Linked DNA regions of Homo sapiens: region 2 is linked to region 1. Evidence: chromatin loops called from intact Hi-C (ENCODE). Cell type or tissue: psoas muscle. All regions are shown on one strand. Links, peaks and the distances in the headings refer to the core of each region. The heading gives the core; the rest is flanking DNA.

Region 1 (8,339 bases), core at 78-8,077:
GTGGCTCCCGCCTGTAATCCCAGCTACTAGGGAGGCTGAGGCACAAGAACGGCCTGAACCCGGGAGGGGGAGGCTGCAGTGAGCTGAGATCATGCCACTGTGCTCCAGCCTGGGGGACAGAGTGAGACTCCATCTTAAAACAAACAAACAAAAACTAAGGTGGTATTAATCAGAACTAGAATGTTATAAATATATGTTAATTGTACCCTCAGGGGAAATCACTAAAAAAAAATTCAAAAATATATATTAAAAGAGATGACAATGCTGGGCATGGTAGCTCACGCCTGTAATCCCAGCACTTCGGGAGGCCAAGGCAGGCAGATTACCTGAGGTCAGGAGTTCGAGACCAGCCTGGCCAACATGGCAAAACCCCATCTCCACTAAAATTACAAAAATTAGTCAGGTGTGGTGGTGCACACCTGTAGCCCTAGCTACTCGTGAGGTTGAAGCACGAGAATCGCCTGAACCTGGGAGGTGGAGGTTGCAGTGAGCTGAGATTGCACCACTGCGCTCCAGCCTGGGTGACAGAGCGAGACTCCGTCTCAAAAAAAAAAAAAAAAAAAAAAAAAAAAAAAATACATATATATATATATAGAAATCAAATAGCAAAATGGCAGAATTAAGTGCTTGTCAGTAATTATATGTCAATGGCTTAAACTCTTCAATTAAAAGGCAGAGGCTGGCATAATGAATTGAAAACATAATCCATTACATACTACCTATAAAAGACACATTTTGGATTCAGGACAGAAATAAATAGAAAGAGGATGGTAAAAGAAATTCGGCCGGGCTGTAATCCTAACACTTTGGGAGACCAAGGCAGGCAGATAGCTTGAGCCCAGGAGTTTGAGACCAGCCTGGGCAATAGAGTGAGACCTCATCTCTACAAAAATACAAAAATTAGCTAGGTGTGAGGTCGCACACCTGTGGTCCCAGCTACTCAGGAGGCTAAGGTGGGAGGATCGCTTGAGCCTGGGAGATTGAGGCAGTAAGCTATGATCTTGCCACTGCACTCCAGCCTGGGGCCCCGGAGTGACACCCTGACTCAAAAAAAAAAAAAAAAGATATTCCATGTAAATAGAGGGTGAAGTGGCTACAGTAATACCAGACAAAATAGACTTTAAGACAAAAACTGTTACAAGAGACAAAGAAGGACATTATAATGTTAAAGAAGCTAGCAAGAAGCTATAACAATTATAAACATATACACACCTTACAACAGGGCAGCAAAATAGATGAAGCTAAAGAGAATTGAAGAAAAGAATAGACAATTTAACAAAAGAGAGGGAGCATTCAATACTTCACATTCAATAATAGAGCAACTGGACAGAATGTAAACAAGGAAACAGAAGATTCAAACAACACTACAAACCAACTAGACCTAATAGACATACACGCAGAACACTCCACCCAATAACAGCAGAATTTAAATTCTTCTCCAGTGCACAAAGAATATTCTCCAGGATAGACTATAAGTTAGGCCATGAAAAGTCTTGTTAAATTTTAAAAGATCAAAATCATACAAAGTATGTTCTCTAAGTATAGGGGAATGATATTAGAAATCAGTAACAGAAGGACATTTGGAAAATTCACAATATGTGGAAATTAAACACTTAAACAACCAATGGGTGAAGGAAGAAATCACAAAGGAAATTAGAAAATATATTGAGACACATGAAAACAAAAACACAACATACCTCAACCTATGGGATACAGTGAAAATAATGCTCGGAGGGAAACTCAGAGCTGTAAATGCCTACATTAAAAAAAAAAAAAAAGAAAATGGCCGGACACAGTCGCTCACGCCTGGAATCCCAGCACTTTGGGAGGCCGAGGCGAGCTGATCACCTGAGGTGAGGAGTTCAAGACCAGCCTGGCCAATATGGCAAAACCCTGTCTCTACTAAAAATACAAAAACTAGCCAGGCGTGGTGACAGGTGCCTGTAGTTCCAGCTACTTGGGAGGCTGAGGCAGGAGAATCGCTTGAACCCAGGAGGCGGAGGTTGCAGTGAGCTGAGATTGCACTACTGCACTCCAGCCTGGGCAACAGAGCGAGACTCCATCTCAAAAAAAAAAAGAAAAAAAAAACTCACAAAGCAATTACATAAGTTTCCACATTAAGGAACTAGAAAAAGAAATGCAAATTAAACCCAAAGCAAGCAGAAGGAAATACGATTAGAGTGGAAATAAACAAAATAGAGAATCAACAAAACCAAATGTTCTTCTTTAAAAAGATCAACAAAATGGATAAATCTTTAGCTAGACCTCATAGGCCCTCCTGACCTCCTCAACTTAATCTTACTTCTGTTCCCACCACTCCACTTAGACTGCAGGGCCACTGCTATTCTCAACTGAATTCTTAGCAGCAATTGATAAATTTGAATAGTTCCTTCTTTAATGGGCTCCCCTGCCACTCTCCTGGTTTTCCTTCCTCAGTGCCCAATACTTTCCCATCTCCTTTGCTGGTTTCTTTGCTTGGCTTGACCTCTAGTGTTGGAGCCTACGGGCTGTTTAGGCTCTCTTCTCTATCAACAGACTCTTCCTAAGCAACCCCATCCCATGGCTTTTAATAGCATCTCTATGCCAGTGAACTCTCAAATCTGATCTCCAGCCAGGCCAGCATTCTGAACTCTAGACTTATATCCAACTGCTCTTCGGTCATGTTGACATCAGGATCTACATTGGCTTTACATTATTATCAGCAGCACTGCTATTTTTCCAGTAGTATCATCTATCCAGTTGCTTAAGCTAAAAATGTAAGAGTTACCCTTTCAAATCCAATCAATCAATAAGTGGTCACTGTCATGTCTAAAACCTATTCTGAATCTTTCCACTTCTATTTCTGCTTTTACCACCCTAAGGCAAGCCACCACCATCCCTTACCTTCATTACTACAACAGCCTTCTCAGACCCAGTAGATTGACTCTCTCAAGTGCCAATTTTACCCCCTAATTGGAGAAGAGATGGAAGTGTTCTGTTTGGAGAGGTTGCAGCAATGGGGCCTGGCATTCCAGAGTCTGGCCAGCGTCGTGGGCATGAGCTACAGTGGCAATGGTAGCAGGCTTCCTGAGCTAACCACTGTGAGGTGTCCTCTAACTCCACAGTCCAGTGGTAGTTGCCCTGACTCTTCTCCCAGTTCTTCCACTGATGTTGTATACACCTAACTCCTTGTGATTTTTGCCTGCAGCACTCAACCCTGATATACTTAACTCACCTTCCTGCATGCAGTCATGCCCACTTATAAACCATTCTCCATTCCATACAGAATTCCTTAAATATGTAAACCACTCAGGTTATCTTCTGCTCAAAGTCCTCCAGGGGCTTTTTACCATACTTAGAATACAATTCAAACTTCTTACTGGAGTACAAAGCACTATCATCTGGCTTCAGCCCACTTCTCTGATGGTATCCAGCCACTGGGCTCTCAATTCCTGAAAAAGGCCAAGCTTTGCCCTAGATCTGTGCTATGCTGTTCCATCTGCATGGAACACCAGTTCTCCTAGTTTCCTACATGTCTTCCATGTCATTTAGATTAGATGTCACCTTCTCATCACCCCTCCTGTAAAGTTATTCTACCCTGTGTTCTCTGCAGAGCGCTTACTAGTATCTAATTTTTTCTTGTCTTAGTCACCATTGTTTCTCTTCTCGAAAAATGTATGCACAATGGGAGTAGAGAGGAACTTTGTCCCCTCATAGCAGATCTGGGATGCAAGGTAAATGCTTAATAAATATTTAAGGAATAAATTTGGGTTGAATTTGTAAGGTAGAAATTTTACTTCTGTCAGTTACTCCAAGTGTTTTAGTAAAAACTCCACGTTATTCTTAAATATTAGGTTGAGGATAATATCACTTTGCCATCTGGGCACAGGTGGTAGGTTAACAAACTTTTGGAATATATTATACTCAACTTTGTACTCGTGGGAATAAAAAAAGCCCTGAAAACAATCCCTTTTTAACACTGCCGCTGGAAAAAGGGGCTAAAAATCACTAATTTTTTATTGAGGAAAAGGAATATTAGATAGTTGGATTTCATTCAGGATTACTGCCATTTTTTCCAAACTACTCCAACTCTTGCAACATCAAGCTTTTGGCTTGTAAGGATAAACAAAATATAGTTTTCTCTCTCTTAGCTCCATCTGCTGTATTTGGCGGGCGACGGGGCGGGGGTTGGGGGAGGGGGGGAGGAGGGGTGGAGCCTCACACTTCATATCAAGTCTGGAGAAACAGCACCATCTGCTGGGGAAAGGCTGCCGTGCATCTGCCCTGGCAATAAGCCAGTGGCTTTCAACCTTTCCTTGTGCAACTACACATTTGACATTCTGCGTAGCAACTAAAACCCGCTTTCCAGACCAAAAAGAAGTCCTGCTACTCCAGAAATGTTGATAAGATTAGAGAATCTTCTGTTAAGGGCTTCTCTTCTAAAAAACCAACCTGGGCTTTGACCCAAGATTAGAAATCAGCGCCACTGTAGGAAAGAGAACAACAGAGGTACATCTGGATTAATAAACAGGAATAAAAAGAGCCACAACTTTAAGACGCTTTTGTCCTCCATATTCTCTGCAAACAAGAGGCTGAGGCCTTTGTCCTCTTTTTGGAAGTTCCAGAGGTTTTTTGCCTTCCTTCCCCTCATAAGGACTATGAATTCATCTGACTTCATCTTCTAGCTCATTATCCACATTAAAAAAAGTTTTTTAATGATGCATAACTGTGCATATTTATGGGGTACACTGTGGTGTTTCAATACATGTATACATTGTGTATCACTGCTTACATTCTTAGATAGGTATTTTTCCTCTCTTGCCAATCTACTTTATCTTTCAAATTCTTCCTACGACCTTTCTCCATCATTTGTGAATGGTTTTCCTAGGATCTAAAAACGATTCCATTCAACTAGTTTTTCCCTTACTTTGCAAAATAAATCTGATACTTCAATTTTCTCTTAATTCCTGAAATCTATTGATTTTCTGTCCTCCTTACTCAGTGTACATGGGTAGTAAAATGCCTCTCCACCTCAATCCTTTGCTGGCTAGATGCTGTGTGCCTTCCTTTTTATTCAATTCCTTTCTAATCTAGATCCTAGTGCCTAATCTTCTCATTTCTTCATTTTCCAACTACTCCTTAAATAACATTAAGATATACCCCTTTCTGCCATCTGCCTATGAGCTTTCCAAAAAAGGTATTAAGTTCATCCTTTTATTACTATTTGTGGTTTTATCATCATTTACAAATTATTCCCATTTCTAAGATGTACCTAAACTCATTTCCTTTCTTTTTTATTCATATATTTTCATAGACCCTAGATTTCTTAATTGGCTACTAGATCAAAATTATCAACATAAAATCTTTTATATCCCCTGTCCTCTCATAGTTCTAAGACTTCTTTTTCCTTATTCAAAGCATTTCTAAAATTGCTCCTCCAGGATTCGTGAGTTTTTCTTGATTAGTTAGGAGAGTAACTCCCTCCTTCAAGCATTACCTTAGAGACCTCAAAGTTAAGATTCTCAAAAATATAAGGAACTCCACTCATATCCTGAATGCTTACTATCCAAATGGAATAGTAACCTTATATGTATACATAACTCAAATAATAACCATGAATTGCCACCGGCACTCCATTAAAACACACACATGATACACGATTAAGATAAGAGCTAAATATTCTTGTTTTTCAGTTTCTCTTTTGCTATGGCGGCATGTGGATAGAGTTCAGGAACCTATATAAAACTGAGTGAAGAAAAAATGCTTTTATTAATCACAACATGAAATTAACATGACATCGTATTAGAATTAAACCAGGATAAATACTGCTGTTATAAAATTTACATTTCTCACATCCATTCCAGAGGAAAATCTTACATATTAGGGCTCATCTTAATGTTATGGACTGATTTCAGTAAAACTTTTTAAATAGTAAATAGCAATTAACGTATTCTCAAACTGTGCTAAGTAGTTAGAAAGGCAACTATAAAATCTATAATGATAACACGTGGCAGGATTAGAACTGTTCTGTTAAACATTAAGAACCACATCTCTGTTTTAGATGTTACCTCAGTGCACCTTTTTCACTGGTAAGGCAACTGCTTGCTGTGGGTGCCACAATGATTACCAAGTTTCTTCTTAAGTAAAAGACACTTGTTTGATCAAGACTCAAGTGAGTTTTCTTTCCCAATTTTGTTCTTTTGAAGCAGAAGGAAATACCTTGGTCTTTGATATATATAAGGAGGCAAATATGAAATACAGCTGTTATAATCTTCTAAATCACAAGGGCAATGAATTATTCATTTTCTTTGAAAATATTCAGTCTTTGAAATATTTCATTTTTAAAATAACAAGGCTTCTGAATAATTTCTCAAAACTAGCTTTCCATTTTAGTACACGATTTGATAAACATAGCACATTAGATAGGTATTTAGCAATTTCTTCTACCAACTACACTTTGCCCTCACTAAGGGTTAGAGTATGATTTGAAACAATTTCTACATATAAAGCATCTTTAAATAAGTTTTGTGTTCACTGAACTGAGACTTCTTTCACTTATGTACCTATGGAAGTTAATCTGAGCATACACATATATACATACTTGCATACATATGTGTACATATGTTTTTTAAGTAAGTTACTTTTACCATTAGAATAAACCTAGACACTACAGGGACAACTCTGGGGAACAGGGCGGTCTGCCTTAACAACCCTTCTCTAGGTTGAGGAAGGCAGGTATAGTTCACTGAAGGATGTGATGAGGCTGTAGTAAGTCTTCTCATCATCTGTTAATCCTGCGTTGCCTGGTCTCACCACCACAGCTACGTGCACATCTGCTTCCTCAGCAGCACTGGCCTCTGTGAAAAATCAAAGGATGTGTGTGTGTCAGAAACACCAAAAAATGATGTCTGAGATTTGCAGCAAAGTCAGCAGGGGGATGTGGGGATGGAAGAAATGAATTTGGCCCTGATTTGATGACTGTTGAAGCTAAAAGATGGGCACCCTGGGGTTGACTATATTATTATCTCTTTTATGTATGTTTTAATTTTTCCATGATAAAATTTTAAAAAATACGTAACTGTACTTGACAGAAGAGAATGGCAGTGTATCCTACACTTCTGAGCTTTATTAAGTACTTATGAATGCAGAAGGATGGAGCCATGTTCTGTCCTACACCTTTCCTCCACTTCCTCCCATCAGCCCATACCGAGAACTGAGCTGTTTCCCAAAGGACAAGCTGTTGGTAACACGAATTAAAATGATATGGGGCTGGGCACGGTGGACCCAGGAGTTCACTTGAACGCCAGACTTGAGTCCAAGAGTTCGAGACCAGCCTGGGCAACATGGTGAAACTCTATCTCTACAAAACAATACAAAAATTAGCCGGGCGTGGTGGCGTGTGCCTGTAGTCCCAGCTACTCAAGAGTGCTGAGGTGGGAGGATTGCTTAAGCCCAGGAGGTCAAGGCTGCAGCAAGCCGAGATCGCACTACTGCACTCCAGCCTGGGTGACAGAGTGAGACCCTGTATCAAAAAAATAAAAACACAAAGAAGATAATGGGACAAATGGAATCCTATGGTTTAATCAGCCCAAGATATCTGCTCTTACCTCCAGACCCTAAACATGTCATACTCCCAGCCTAGAATGGAGCAAGTTAGAGTGGGAAATGGGATACAGGCCTGTGATAAGAGAGATGGCGCTTACTAGGACAGATAGAACAAAACTGGTGAGAAATCTGGAATATATATATATAAATCCCGTGGAATTTAGATTTGGTGTAAGAGTAATCACCATTAGTTTCTCAGCCTTTGGAGAAGAGTCACAGCACCTGAACAGATTAACTGAAGGGCAGTCGTGCTGAGAGAGTTAAGTTCCCAGGAGACACACTGGGGCTGAGCTGTTTCTTCCACCCACCCACCTCCTCAAGTGCCTGCTTTCTGTTCTGCCTGTGAAAGGGCCTGTCACTTTCCCAGAGCAAACAGTACTCAAGACTCCCCTCTCTGTGTGGGAATGTCTTCTTCAGACCACCTCTGCAGATGCCATTGGAGAAAGGCAGCTATCTTCCACTCACCCCTACTTCCTAGCCTGACTGCCCTGAGCAAAGTTTTCATCGTGACTGGCAACCCGGGAATATGACCAAGTTAAGCCATCACAATCCACATGGGACTTGACACTACAAGTGGCCGTTCCATATTCAGGCTTTTTATCTAATTCACTGCAGGGCAAGTTTTATCCCTAAGCATCTATTTGCTCTACTGTTGTAATGCTGAGACACTTTTTCATACTTGGGTATTATTTGGGATTTTATTTTTTATTTTATTGTGTTTTTTCAGAAGGGTCTCTCTCTGTCGCTCAGGCTGG
Region 2 (8,339 bases), core at 340-8,339, 820 kb before region 1:
ACAGGCATATGCCATTATTCTCAGCTAATTTTTGAATTTTTAGTAGAGATGAGGTCTCACTATGTTGCCTAGACTGGTCCTGAGTTCCTGGGCTCAAGCAATTCTCTCACCTGGGTCTCTCAAGTGTTGGGATCACAGGTGTGAGCCACAGTGCCTGGCCAGAATAATTTTTGACCAAATGTTTTGGCACTATGGCCTAGCCAAATTGACATGTAAAATTAACCATTTCAGTTCCTGTGGGTAATAGGTTTAAAACAAAATGAGTTCCTGCCCAATCCAAAATGAGGAATTGGCGTTGTGTACATGTACCCTAAAACTTAAAGTATAATAATAATAAAATTTTAAAAAAAAAGAAAGTCACTTCAAAAAAAACAAAAAACAAAATGAGGAATCGGAGCCTTACAGGCCCTTTTAGAGAAAGCCTAGTCCCTTCCTTTTCTGAAGAGTTTGCAGCAGTTAAATGGCTTTCCCAAGGGCATACTGTGCCTTGGCATTAGTCTAGAGGAGACTCCTGAAAGTTAGGGCTCTACTCTATGTGACTGTTCTCTTGTCCTACAAATTAGCAGAGTGACATGTGGGTACCCATCTCAGTTTCCTGTGCACTTTAATTGGACCAAATATCTTAGGATTGAATCACCTCTGGGCAGGGTCAGCATCATGGGTACATGTGCAGTCACCCAGGGCCTACGCTAAGAAGGACCTTGTACTTGGTTTAATGTCCTGCTGTTGCCATCTTGAAATTCTTAATATATTTTTTTAAACAAAGAGTTTGGACCTATATTGGAAAGTCATGGATGCAATACATGACTGATATTACACCCTTTTCAGGTTTGAGTCAGATCTAAATCATCTCCAATCTAACAACTAGGAGTGTTACTAAATTGCCTGCTGGCCTTTATTCTTTGCAGGCAGGAGAAAGGCTAGGTACCCCCTGCCTCATTGCACCAAAGTGGCCAGGCATCCAACTTGCTGTACTTGAGCCATGCAAGAAGTCACAGAATCATTGTACATGTTTTACAGAAAGGAGCCTAAAGACTAAGTCAACTTCCTAGAATATTAAAATCCAGATGAGTGACTTGCCTAGGGTTACTCAGTGAGAGGTTAAATGAGTTGATACATGTAAAGTGCCTGGCACACAGCGATATACAGAGTTGCTTATGAATAAGAGTACTGACCATCTGAGGCAGGAGGATCTCTTTAGCCCAGCTGTTCAAGACCAACCTGGGCAATATAGTGAGACCTCCTCTCTATGAAAAATTAAAAATTAGCCAGCCACGGTGGCTCGTGTCTGTGGTCCCAGATATTTAGAATGCTGAGATGGGAGGATCGATTGAGCCCAAGAGGTGGAGGCTGCAGTGAGCCATGATCCCTCCACTGGTCTCCAGCCTGGATGACAGAGCAAGACTCTGCTGACCAGACTTTTCAGCTTCAGGTTCTTAGCATCACACATGCTGGTTGTCTACTGATTACAAAAACTCCTTTGAAGGGCTGTCAAATTTAAAATTTTCACTTGTGTAATGAACATCCCTTAACCCTGAATGCGATTTTAATTTACAGTCTTGTATGTGGCCACTTGGTGCCCTTTTTTTTTTTTATGGCTAAACGTGTACGCAAATTCTTCTTTTGGATTCAGTAGGTTTTTCAAAGCTTTTTTTTTTTTTTCCTGGTACAACTGTTCCATATGAATAAACACTATCCTTTTCATTTTATGGAGAAAGCTGATAATAGGGTTAAATTATAGGGGGCCATTGTTTTGAACTAAGTTCCTGCACTAGGTCCCAACAGATCAGACTAAGAATCAAGAGTCACCCATGCTAAAGTTCCAAGTCACCAAACTAAAACTAAGTTGTATCTGACATTCTGAGAAGTCAGGAAAGAGAGACAACAGCCAATTTTCCAACCAGGCCATTTCAAAATGCAATCGTCATGACAATTAAGTTTCCTGTTTTAGTCCTTAACCTGGTGTAACCTAATGTTAACCAATCCGTTATTTCTCTGTTGTTGTTTCCCTGTCCCCGCCTCGCAATGAAAGTAATTTGAAGTGACCAATCCGCTTTTTGTTCTCTGCTTCTGCTTTCTTCAGCCCTTTTTCTGTCTATAAAGCCAACTTCCTCCGCTCGACTCTTTGGAACACTTATTCTATTTTACAGAATAAGGTGTTGCCCGATTCTATTTTTTGTTTGTTTCCTCAGAGACCCCGTTCTGAGTGTTGCCCGATAATGGAACCACAAAGTCAATCAAGATCGAGTTGTAAAAAATTACAACTAAATTTATTGTAATTTTTTTGCCTTTTGCCAATAGAAATCCCTTTTTCATTAAGTATTCCTCCCTAGAGTAAGCGACCACGATGACCCCAATTTCACAAGTAAGGATGAGGAAAGGTTCTGCCCACACCGCCGCCCAGCCTGGCAGACTAGGATTGCATCCTGCGGGTGCCACTGCGCATGCCTGCCGGGGAATGACGTCAATCCGAGCTCGTCCCGGCCTCACCAGCGCCATGCTGGGCTCGCGAGCCGCGGGGTTCGCGCGGGGCCTGCGGGCTGTGGCACTGGCGTGGCTGCCGGGCTGGCGGGGCCGCTCCTTCGCCCTGGCGCGTGCGGCAGGCGCGCCCCACGGTGGTGACTTGCAGCCCCCCGCCTGTCCCGAGCCGCGCGGGCGCCAGCTCAGTTTGTCCGCGGCGGCGGTGGTGGACTCTGCGCCCCGCCCCCTGCAGCCGTACTTGCGCCTCATGCGGTTGGACAAGCCCATTGGTGAGTGCGGGCGGGCGGGCAGCCCGGGAATTTGCAAGTAGCAGCCTCCGAGTCGGCTCCGCGGAGCTGTCCGCGGCGGCCGGCCGGGGCGTGATGGAAATGAGAACCTGAAAGCTTGGGCTTGGCTGCCGGGTGCCGTGCGCCCTGGGGCGAATCACCTCGGGACACTTTGAAATGAGAGCCTGAAAGCTTGAGCTTGGCTGCCGGCTGCCGTGCGCCCTGGGGCGAGTCACCTCAGGACACGCAGTCGGGACAGTCTCCTAAAGGACCCGCCAGTTTCACGTCTGTCTGCATCCTGAGCACCTGAAGCGGGCAAGATAATTCTCATTCCACAAACACTTGTTTAAATGGTGACTCAAGCGGAAGGTTCCGTTCTCGTGGCCCTCCTTCATTTATTAGAATGTTTGATCCTCCCCGCAATCTTGTAAGGCCCACAAAGACAATCCTTAAGACAGTTAAGACGCTGAGGAAACTAAGGCTCCTCGTCAGAGCCAGACCAGAAGAACTCTGTGTTTTGATGCTGAGTCGGAGCTCTTTTACCTGCATCACCCATAAGGCAAAGATTTAATTCATTTGAACGCAGCAGGGACAGCGCTTACGGACTGCCTGTCAGCTTACAATCGCCCCCGACAGAAAGATTTTCCTGACCTTCCTATCTTAATTAACACCTACCAACCTCACTTTCTATCGCTTTATCCGCAATTTTTCTTAATAGCACTCACCACTAACTAACCTTATGCGCTTGTTGATTGATTGGCTTCTCCAGTAGTGTTAAGTGAATTAATAAGTTCCTACTACGTTGTCCGGCCATAGAGATAGAAAAAGCTATGGAAACCCTTTGCTTTCAAGGAACTCTGGTCTAGTTGAAAAAGACTATTTGGTGAGCTAGGAAAATATGGATCAAATATGAGTGATACAAAAGCAAGTGCTACAGGAAAAAGAGAAATTACTGTGGATCCCTTGCTGGAAAGTTTCGAGAAGAAATTATACTCCAAAGGACAAGTTGATTTTGCAGAGGAGGGAAGAGATCTTAGTGCGGGAAGTACTTTTGCAAAGACCCAAGGGTGGAGTGTTAGAACACTAAGAATACGAGCCTGACCTGGAACACCAAGTGGGTGTGGAAAATGGGAAACGAGACTAGACAAGAACATATCTGAAGAAGCTGGATAGCGTGGAGGAAGAAGTGAAGGATGAACTCCAGCCAATCTAGATGATGACATTTGCCATTGCAGTGTATGGAGATGTAGTCAAAGGCCTAGGTACATTTACTCCACTTTTGCCCGTACAAGACCCGAATTAGGCCTTGCTTTTGGTATTCTAGATTTATGCACGACCTATTTGGGATTAGAGCACTAAGTTATAACAATCAGCTATCAAAGCATAAAAGCCTACTGAATGATAGGTACAGCCCTGCCATCATTGGGAAGCTGTGTATGACCCCCATGAGTTTTGGGGCCACATTCACGTTGAGAGGCATGCATTTCCAAGCCCAGTTCCAATCTGAAGCCTGGCTGTAATTCTGTTCTTGGAGTCTGTGGCATGGAGTGGCAGTGTAGCCTTATAGATGAACATCTGCCATTATTCCCATTTCCCCAGTTAAACCTCTGGCTTCTATCTTAGTGGCTGGACCTTCCGCCATGTAACAGAAGGCAACAAAGGGGTTATGAGCAAAACTTTGGAGCCAAACCTCTTGGATGTGAACCTCCACCCTGCTCATCTGAGGGACCTTGGATAAATTACTTCACCTCTCTGGGCATCCGTTTTTCATCTGTAAAATGAAGATACTATTAATGATAATATGGACGTTATGAGGTCACGAAAATTCATTAATATATGTTAAGTGCTTAGAACAGTGCCTGTCATAATATGTGCTGAAGAAATAGCCATTATTATCTTAGAAGTGGGGAATGGAGAAAATTGTACTTACAGATTGTGTATGTTTGGAAGATACCAGCCTGCATGGTTTGGTTCTAAATAAGGTGATCATTACAGGATTTTTCAGAAAACTAAATAGTACTATGTTAGAATTCGCTCAACAAATGTATTTTGAACCCCTACCATATGCCAGAAACAATAATTGACAGGAGTAGAATTCCAGGTTTGATAATTCTTTATTTAAATTCTTATTTTGTGGGATAATTATGTGTTCGTTGTTTTACTTTGTTGAAGTTATATCTTGTTACCTTCATTGATCAATAGTAGGTTTTCGTTGTTTTTGAGAAGGCAATACAGCTTCTTTCAAATGGGCTAAACTACCTTATTCCAGAAAGTGTCAGCAGGTGGCACTCTTTCCACCAAATTGGAAGTGTAATTTTTTGTTTTACCACGTTTATGGGTGATTATGTTGTCTTGAAGATCATCTGTTTTTGATCTGTCCATCACCCCTCAGAACTTGCTCATTTTATTTCATCTCCCATAGAGTTTTTCCCTTTTCTACAAAAACATTTCTTTTTGCAATCTACTTGTCTCTTGTCTTTGCTACCTCTGCGTCTTTCTTCACAGAAAAGTATGGGGAATGAAAGTGTCATATGGAAGACAAAAAAAAAAAAACATTGCTAGGAATCAGTAGGGACAAAAGAACAGGTGAAACTGAAGTGTATGGAGAGATTTAGGGAGTACAGAGTGACAGCATTGGACTTAGGACACAGACTGCAGCCAGACTGTCTGGGTTGGAATACCACCTTAGCCTTTTTTTACCTGTGTGGTCTTGGGCACAATTACTCCCTCTCTGCGTCAGTTTCTGTATTTGTAAAATGGTTGTAATAAAAATAGTGCCTATCGAATAGGCTTGTTGTGAGAGTCAAAAGTGTTCTGTGAAACCACCTGGTACAGTAAGTGCCATGTATCTGTTATTACGGTTGTCATAACATCATTAATATTGTCATCTCTTAACGACTCTGTGAGGTAGCTGTTCTCTTCCCTCATTTACAGATGAAACAAAGACTTAAGCCTTAAGATACTTTACTGTCTAGTGTCACTCAACTTACAAGTGGCAGACATAGAACTGAGAAGTCTTCTTACTTTCCCCTTCACTGTAGGAACCCTTGTCATCTGTAGGGGAGCTCTACAGATTCCTATCAGTAAGTGAATACGGTACTTTTAATACAGATTTTTGGCCAAGGAAGTTTTGTTCCTGACAGAAAACACTATAAGTGGTTACACGTCTTTCTGTCTAGAATTTTTTTCTTTTTAGTGGAACCTTCTGTTCTAATTGTACCAGGAAATAATAGCTGTGAAGTGGTATTCTCTCTTCTCTAGCCTAGGAGGATAGGATCAGCTACTCCTCTGTCCCTTGTGAACTATACTCATAGCTCCAGGGTAAAGAAAGTAGTTAAACCTACTGTGTTTTACTTAAACCACTCTGTTTATCTGTTTCCTCATCTGTAAGATAGGGTTATTAACAGTACCTACTATGTAAAGATGTTACTTGGGAGGCTGAGGTGGAAGTATTGCTTGAGCCTGGAAGTCAGAAGCTGTAGTGAACTATGACCTTGTTACTGCACTCCAGCCTCGGCAAGAGAGCGAGACCCTGTCTCTAATGTAAATATATAAATAAATAAGTTTAATATAAAGATGTCATTGAAGATTAAATAAGTTTAGACATATAAAGCATTTAGAACACTGCCTGATGCTTTGTGAGCACTCCGTAAATATTAGCCATTGTTACTGTGGAGTGCACCAAGTATGAGTCTGTCCAGGACAACCTGAATTCAGGTCTGGACTGACCATTTCTCAAGGTTTTAGCTTGAGGCTTCTCCTTGACTTCTCTGTTGTGTAAATTTAGATCCCCTTTGGAAAAGACCCTCTGATTCCTCTCTCCCTCCTCCTAAAACTAGCTAACTAACTTAGATAGTTTTGTTTTATGCCTTTGCAGGACCCTGTGCTTGTCCTGTTGTTGGATTGATCTTTTATTGTTATTGCTTATTTAACTGTATTTCTTTCTTTTGATTTATGAGCTGCATGAAGGCAGAAGCCCCCTTTCTCTTAGCCACCATTGTATTCCCAGTTCTTAGCATAGTTCTGGCACAGAGTATATGCTTCATAAATATGTCTAAATGAATAAAGCTTAAACTTAGTGAAGCTTAAACATGATTACAGGGACTTTAGTCATTTGACCATTTTTCTTCAGGATCTGAACTTTCTTTAGCCCCAAATCCCTTTTCTCTTGTATCCCTCTATAGGGAAAGAAAGCTCAGAATTTATCTAATAGGCAGCATATCCAAACATCAGTTGAAAGACTTTCTTTTAGAAGTAGAATATTAAAGTTCATATTTGAAGTCTTTTATATAATCTATTTGCTTTTATCTTAATTTCCTCTAGTTTATTGGTTAAGTACTAAGAACTAACCCCATTTGTACATGTAGCTGCAAAGTACTCAGTTCAAAATAACAAAAAAACTAACACTTAAAATCCCAGCACTTTGGGAGGCCAAGGTGGGACGATTACTTGAGGCCAAGAGTTTGCAACTAGCCTGGGCAACATAATTCCCTGGGCATGGTGGCTTGCACCTGTAGTTCCAGCTACTGGGGAGGCGGAGGCAGGAGGATCACTTGAGCTCAGGAGTTTGAAGCCACAGTGAGCTACGATTATGCCATTGTACGCCAGCTTGGGTGACAGAGTGAGATGCTGTCTCAAAAAAAAAAAAAAAAAAGACTAGACCGTCTAAGTGTATTGTACTAACAATGGTAAAGGAAATTTTGCTAACTTTTTTGAGTAGGTAATGTGTGTATATGATACAATATTCAGAAGGTGCCAGGGTATAGAGTGAAAGGCAAGTCTCTTACTCCTGTCTCCTGTCCATGCAGTTCCCCTACTCAGAAGCAACCATTATTATATGTTTCTAGTGTGTTCTTCCTGACAGTCTTTGAGCATATTAACATTGACGCATGAATGTTTTATATGTAGGTACGTATATATATATATATTTATATACACATATAAACACACAATAAACAATTTTTAAGTTGTCCTTCACAAAGGTAGGGCCATTTTGTAACCTCATTAGAAATACATAAGAGTATTCAACTCCCTAGAGTGTGTTGTCAGATGTAGGGTTTTGCCAGTGATAGGTGAAAATTTTTATCTCAATTTAGTTTTCATATGTGTTTCTCAAAGTTGAGTATCTTTTCATATGTATAAGAGCCATTTGTATTTCTTTTTATGTGAATTTTTATTATGTTTTGTCTTTTTTAATTGGACTGTTGATCTCTTTCTTCTAGGCACTCTGCGTAGTAAGGGGTCCTTTGTGATTTGAGTTGCAAATTTATTTTCTCAGTTTTGTCATTTGTTTTTTTGACTTATAGTGTTCTTTATTTCTTTGGTATGTGATGTTTAAACAAATGAAAACAGTTAACTGACTTAAATTTGTACCTTTTTTGTCTTTTTATTTTTGCTTAGGAACCTGGCTTCTGTATTTACCATGTACCTGGAGCATTGGTTTGGCAGCTGAACCAGGTTGTTTTCCAGATTGGTACATGCTCTCCCTCTTTGGCACTGGAGCTATTCTGATGCGTGGAGCAGGCTGTACTATTAATGACATGTGGGACCAGGACTATGATAAAAAGGTAATTTCATCCTGAAAAGGAATAG

Evidence for each region. Hi-C counts contacts between places; a loop is a spot of excess contacts. Peaks named below come from ENCODE experiments on the same cell type or tissue, not always from the same donor. Only the 100,000 strongest peaks of a DNase experiment are listed, where the experiment ranks them.
Region 2: a loop joins it to region 1, with 3 times the contacts of the local background. A loop is called at or near these places in 30 of 110 quality-filtered maps.

Annotation. Positions count from the first base shown.
Region 1 is chr4:82,458,478-82,466,816 of GRCh38, reverse strand. It overlaps ENOPH1 (enolase-phosphatase 1), which reads right to left. Exons shown (of 6, transcript NM_021204.5): 6 at 5,640-6,836. The coding sequence ends at 6,697. Among named protein-coding and RNA genes, the nearest start is that of ENOPH1, 32 kb to the right of the region's middle. In psoas muscle, for the core only: a CTCF peak has its summit at 4,248 (motif pointing left); a DNase peak (open chromatin) is centred at 4,226.
Region 2 is chr4:83,278,923-83,287,261 of GRCh38, reverse strand. COQ2 (coenzyme Q2, polyprenyltransferase) reads left to right here and starts at 2,464. Exons shown (of 7, transcript NM_001358921.2): 1 at 2,464-2,750; 2 at 8,148-8,314. The coding sequence starts at 2,498. RefSeq lists enhancers at 2,332-2,626, 2,822-3,061 and a silencer at 2,432-2,761. In psoas muscle, for the core only: CTCF peaks have their summits at 2,490 and 5,019 (motif pointing right); DNase peaks (open chromatin) are centred at 2,451 and 2,741; H3K4me3 peaks cover 2,478 bases; H3K27ac peaks cover 2,297 bases.